2 separate regions of the Homo sapiens genome follow, and region 2 is linked to region 1. Evidence: chromatin contacts called from ENCODE Hi-C or POLR2A ChIA-PET data. All regions are on one chromosome and are shown on one strand. The core of a region is the stretch at or near the end of the contact, and the rest is flanking DNA. Distances in the headings are between cores, read along the strand shown. Region 1 overlaps MAP4K3-DT (MAP4K3 divergent transcript). Region 2 has its middle 3.5 kb from the start of HAAO.

Region 1 (3,047 bases), core at 180-2,679:
TGTGCACCACCACGCCTGGCTAATTTTTTGTATTTTTAGTAGAGACAGGGTTTCACCATGTTAGCCAGGATGGCCTCGATCTCCTGACCTCGTGATCTGCCCGCCTCGGCCTCCCAAAGTGCTGGGATTACAGGCATGAGCCACCGTGCCCAGTGAAAAAGCTTTGATCCTTTGTCTTCAATTGCACCTATGAAAAGGAAGTTTCGTATAAAAGCTGATATAAATGGCTAATAAAGCAGAGAAATAGCTTAAAATTTGACTGTAGACATTTGCTATGTATGATTAATATGTATCAGTTTACAGTTAATTTTAGGAAAACTTAAATTTTATAAATTGCCAAGAAATCACCCATGAAAAACTAATTTTCACTTAGCGGTTTAATTTTTTAACATTAGGATTTTTAAGTTTCGCTAGTCTTATCATCTGGGACACTGGAATTTTGTCTTGTTGGAATTGCTGATTAAACAAAATAATTCTTCAAAAGTGCTTAGCACAATGTTAGGTAAATAGTAAGCACTAAGTAAACATTGGCTTTATTATTATTAGGTGGTCCTATACTATGATTCCTCCTATTTATATCACGTGTGTCTTGCTGCATATTTAAGGACGCTCCCATCTATATGTTTGGACTAGTGCAATAGTAAAGCTGCCAGCTCAGGTGAAGAAAACCATTTAAAAATTTAAAGTTAAGCACATGATGGAAAATTCTTGAATATGTGGTGAGTTAGGTATAAAAAATATAGGGGGATTGTATTGTTGAATACAAAAAAGCCATTAGACTATTTTAAGAATGCTCTCTTCTGTCATTAGGGCTTGGTTATGAATAGTATATCACATGCATGAAAGGAGGTGGTGGCTAGTTTCATTTCCCTAAAACATGTTTCAATGGTAAATTAGAGGCAGCTGTGGTTTACTGACGCATAAACCCAGTGAGGTCTATGATAACTAGTATATATTTACAGTTTGACTCATGGTGCCTGTCAGGCTTTAATCATAGGGGAAGAAGTGATAGTACTTAGACTTCACTGTTTAATCTTCCGTTCATTTGTTTTCCAAGTTTGTTTCAGTCTGTGGGCAGGTTCCCTTTTGATTGCAACATGCAGTCCCTATTTCTGCAGTTTATCTTCATTTGCCATTTTGAGAGGGCTATGAAAGTCCTATGATAAGCTCCTTGTTCTCCAAATCCATGCATATAAGTCTCATCGAGTTGGATGCATTCTAAAGACATTTTGAAATCACATCAACACTTTCAGATCAGCAAGTTATTTCTTAATAAATTACTGTCTTAATGTTAGATGCTATTTTAAAAACACGAAAGAGAGCAGTTTCCAAATATGTGTTACTACTTCCAGGGAATTGTAAACTGGAGTGTTTAATTAAAAGAAGGCCCTAAATTTTTATTATGCTGTCACTGGATATTTGAATAACTAGCTGTAAATGAGTTCTAGTTGTACAAAAGTGATTTTCTAAATCCAGTTGTCCCTATTTCAAAATATAGTTCTAGTTCCTGGGTGAAACTGAAAATGAAATGGCCATGTCTTTATAACTAAAACAAATTAGAGGGTTGCAGCAATAAAATGAACCCACAGAGGGGAAAAAAACCCTTTGAATCAGGTTTTTATTTTCTTCTCCTGAACTGATTGGGTAATTTACTCAACTAATTTTGTCTAGTCATTAGGAAGTTAATACTCCATTCTATAATTTCCTTCCACTCAAGTGAGCAATACTGGTGCATATAATTTGGATTAAGAACATTCCTCTACTCTTACAAATATTTGGATATATGCCTTGAATATGCTTCCTCATTTAGGCCACAGAAATTTATTCAAAGACAAATCAATCAAAGATAATAACATTAACTACTATTTATTAAGCATCTCCTTCATGACAAGACTTTTTCCCATATTGAGATATAATTGACAATTGAAAATTGTACATATTTAAAGTGTACAACATGATGATTTGATATGCATATATATCCATGCATATATATCCATATCCATATCCATGCATATATATGGATATATATGCATATATATGCATATCAAATCATGTCGTACACTTTAAATATGTACATATTTCAATTATGCATATATATGCATATATCCATATCAAATCATATATATATAATATGCATATATATCATATACATATCCATCACCTCACATAGTTACCATTTTCTTTTGTTCTCTCTCTCTTTCTTCCTTCCTTTCTTTCCCTTCTTTTTTATTTTTTGGTGGTGAGAACACTTAAGATCCACCCTCTTAGCAAATTTCAAGTATATAATATAGTGTTGCTAATTGTAGTCACATCGTTGTAGAATACATCTCCAGAATTCATTCATTTGGATAACTGAAACTCTGTAACCCTTTTCCAATATCTCCCCATTCCTCTATCCCTCCAGCTCATGGCAACCAACATTCCACTCTCTGCTGTTCTAAGTTTGACTACTTTAGTTTTTACATATAAGTGAAATCAACACAGTATTTGTTTTTCTGTGTCTCGCTTAGTTTACTTAGCTTAATGTTCTTCAGGTTCATTCATGTTGTAAATGACAGGATTTCCTTTTGTTTTGAAGGCTGCATAATATTCTGTTGTATATGTATACCATATTTTCTTCATCCATTCATCTGTTGATGGACATTTAGGTTGTTTTCATATCTTGGCTATCATGAATAATGCTGCAATGAACGTAAGAGTAGAGATATCTCTTAGAAATCCTGATTTTCCTTTTTTTTTTCAGACAGTCTTGTCACCCAGGCTGAAGTGCAGTGGCATGATCTCGGCTCACTGCAACCTCCGCTTCTTGGGTTCAAGTGATTCTCCTGCCTCAACCTCTGGAGTAACTGGGATTATAGGCATATGTCACCATGCCCGGCTAATTTTCTTATTTTTAATAGAGATGGGGTTTCATCATGTTGGCCAGGCTGGTCTGGAACTCCTGACCTCAGGTGATCTGCCCGCCTCGGCCTCCCACAGTGCTGGGATTACAGGTGTGAGCCACCGTGCCTGGCCTATTTGATCATCTTTTACAGCTTAGGGAATTA
Region 2 (3,047 bases), core at 261-2,760, 3.3 Mb after region 1:
TACCCGCTTCTAGGAGCCACCTCTCTCCTCTGCACACAGGAGCTCATCTGCACTAAAGGATTAGAAGCAAATAGAATCTACCCCACGATCCAAGCTCAAAGGATCTGGCCTGCTTGCTGGTGTCTTCCCCTGGCCTCCGCTGGGTGGTGTTTGCCTGCCCAGGTCACTGAGACCAGCAGATCCTTCTAGGCTTTGCTGAACCTGGCTGGTAATAACTATCTGACCCTTCAATTCTTCCATACACTGAACTCGTTGCTCCAGTGAATCCCTTTCCCAGCCCACCTTGTTTTGTCTCTGCCTTTCTGTCTCTCCCACTTTCTCACCCTTTCATGTAATTCAGCAACTATTTTAAAACAAATAGCTTTATATGAACAAAAGGACTAGATCATGAACTACACTGGTTATTTGGAAGTCTAGGTTCTGGTCCTGCTACCCCTTTAACTTGAGTTATTTACAAGTCTGTTTAAAAGTTTCTAGACATACACTGGTTTGTTTTTTGTTTGGCTATCGTTTTGTTTTTCATTTCTAATTGTATTGCATTGTGGTGAGAGAAGATGGTCCGTGTTGTATTATTTTTGGGTGGGGAGATGTGTTAAGATTTCCTTTGCAGTTTAGCTTATGGTCAATTTTTGTGAATGTGTATACTCTGCTTAGAACGTAGTTCAGAATATTTCTATTAGGTCATGCTATTGTGTTAGTCAAATAGTCTTGATCTTTATTTTTTAAAGTGCTTAATATTTTATTTTCCAAGAGAGATATGTTAAAATCTAACACTGTGATTTTTGGGGTCAATTTTTCCTTTTTTTTTTTTTTTTTTTTTTTGAGACCGGTTCTCACTCTGTGCCTAGGCTGGAGTGCAGTGGTGCGATCTTAGCCTCAATCTCTCCGGGCTCATGTGATCCTCCTGCCTGTCCTCACTGTAGCTGGGACTACAGGCTCACACCACCACGCCTGGCTTTTTGTATTTTTTTTGTAGAGATGGGGTTTCCCCATGTTGTCCAGGCTGGTCTTGAACTCCTGGGCTCACAAAGTGCTGTAATCACAAAGTGCTGGGATTACAGCTGCGAGCCAGTGTGCCCAGCCTCTCCTTATTCTTTAACAGCTTTTGCTTTACATATTCTGAATGTATGTCATTAGACGAAAACATGCTCATGACTATTTTATCTTCTTCTTGTAGTGTTTCTTTTATCTCTAAGAAATATTTCCTCTTAGTTTCTTTTCACCTTGACTTCAACTTTGATATTAATATTCCTACACCCACTTTGTGCTAGTGTTTTCCAGATATGGTAAGTTGATCAAAAAGATGACACAATAACTCCTTCCCTTCCTGAATCCATACGCCTTGTGACTTTGCCTCTGTTCTAATAAGAGGTGAAGTCCATTTCCTTATTCGTTGAATCATGTTTGGCATTGTGACTTGTGAATACAGAAGGCAGCAGAACTAATGCTATGGGACATCTGAGTCTAGTCCTCACCAGGTCTCCCAGCTGCTGATCTCATCACCTGGAACGCTGCTCCCACCATGTGTAGAAGCCTGGGTTAGTGTCCTGGAGGATGAGAGACAATGTGGAGGGTGAGGCTGGCCAACAGCCTGCACCAGCTGTGTAAGACCATCTGAGATGACTGTAGCTGCATGAGTGAACCCAGGGGAGACATGCAGAGACTTGCCCAGCTGTCTTACTTGTTACTTTAAGCCATTCAGTTTTTTCTAAGATAAAAAAGGTTAGTTTATCTAGGCAGAAATAGTATGTAAATAATTATACAAGTAGTACATGGATATGACGAAAACCTTGAAGCTGATGTGCAAAGAGCTGAAATTTGGAAAATACTTAATGAGAGAATGGCCTAAAGAGCTATTCGGTACTCTGAATTCCCCAAAGGCAAGGACCAATATTTATCCACCTCCGATATCTCCTCCGGAACCTTACACAGTACTTGGAACACAGTGGACTCTCTACAAATACCAAATTGGGAATTAACTCTTATTATAAACACTGAGTGTCAGCCCTGGTTCTTCCGGGCTCCAAAACTAACATATGAGTAGATTTCTCCAGGTAGACAAGAGTGAGGTAAACCCCCAAGAATCAGGAACTAGAGCCAAGTAAAGAATAAGCCCCGAGAAGCTTTGAGTAAAAAAGGATACTGTTTGCACATTGCGTATTGGAAAACAAGTAGAAAGTCCAAAAACAAAATAAAAACTTACAGCAGGAAGAAAAAAAAAAAAAGCCCCACAAACTCTACAGCTTAAGTTAGCCTAACCACAGCTGAGATATTTCTTCCGAAAGAACTAAATGACAAGTTGAGAGAAAGGCCCCATTGTCAGGTCAGCTGTTCCTGAGAAGAACTAAATTCAAAACTAGACAAAACTCTCTCACTACTAAAAACGCATATAGACAGGGAAGCATTTTTTCAAGTTATACTAATAAGTTGACTTGGATGCTTTAATAGCTTTCATGAATAATTCTGAAAATTGTTTAGCATATTTGAGGAACTCCACAACTACTTAGAATAAAAAGAAAAGCAACTTTTTAAAATTTAGTAGTATCTCAAAAAAGAAAAACCTAGTTACATGTTCTTGTAAAGAAGTTTCACTATTAATATCAAATGCTCCAGAAGTTTACTTTATAAGACATATTCAAAATATATACCCAATAATCTAAATTTAGATGCTAGAGTAGCAATATAATTTTGGTTCTCCAAAGATTACCAAGCATGAAATAGCAGTCTCCTTGGGGTGTTGCCAAACCAGGTGTCTTTACATCCCATGAGATCTTAACACCAACATGCCAAGTATCAAGATCTCTGCCTTCAAGATGAGAGTCGTCCTCACTTTCCTCTTTGGGGCCTGTCCACCAGATTTTCAGCATGATGCCAGCGCACTGCCATTTTCCGCATGCCAAAATAAGGTTTCTCTTTCAGGTGTGGGATTTTCGGAGGATCCATGAATTCAGCAAAGTTACGTTGTATGCTGCTCTACTCTTTATGTCCAGTTCATCTTCTTGTCCATCACCGGATGACCCCATGCCAGCACTGGGGAAATCTGCAGC

Evidence for each region. Hi-C counts contacts between places; a loop is a spot of excess contacts on that map. ChIA-PET counts read pairs that join two places held with the same protein, here RNA polymerase II (POLR2A). Pooled maps may share reads with other maps.
Region 2: a loop to region 1 is called in a pooled map, with 14 times the contacts of the local background. The contact joins two enhancer-like sites. A Hi-C loop is called at or near these places in 2 of 37 single-sample maps with no recorded cell type and 3 of 50 pooled maps. POLR2A ChIA-PET finds 5 or more read pairs at or near these places in 1 of 52 experiments (B cell).

The regions. Positions count from the first base shown.
Region 1 is chr2:39,491,367-39,494,413 of GRCh38, forward strand. The region is part of intron 3 of MAP4K3-DT (MAP4K3 divergent transcript); the gene reads left to right. Among named protein-coding and RNA genes, the nearest start is that of MAP4K3-DT, 55 kb to the left of the region's middle. Within about 2 kb of position 1,430, at least 6 of the 41 ENCODE cell types and tissues checked have a DNase peak (open chromatin) inside an H3K27ac peak, as active enhancers do; they include B cell, where a contact is called at or near this core.
Region 2 is chr2:42,794,526-42,797,572 of GRCh38, forward strand. It overlaps the pseudogene FTOP1. Among named protein-coding and RNA genes, the nearest start is that of HAAO, 3.5 kb to the left of the region's middle. RefSeq lists enhancers at 1,003-1,052, 1,567-1,936. Within about 2 kb of position 1,511, at least 8 of the 41 ENCODE cell types and tissues checked have a DNase peak (open chromatin) inside an H3K27ac peak, as active enhancers do; they include B cell, where a contact is called at or near this core.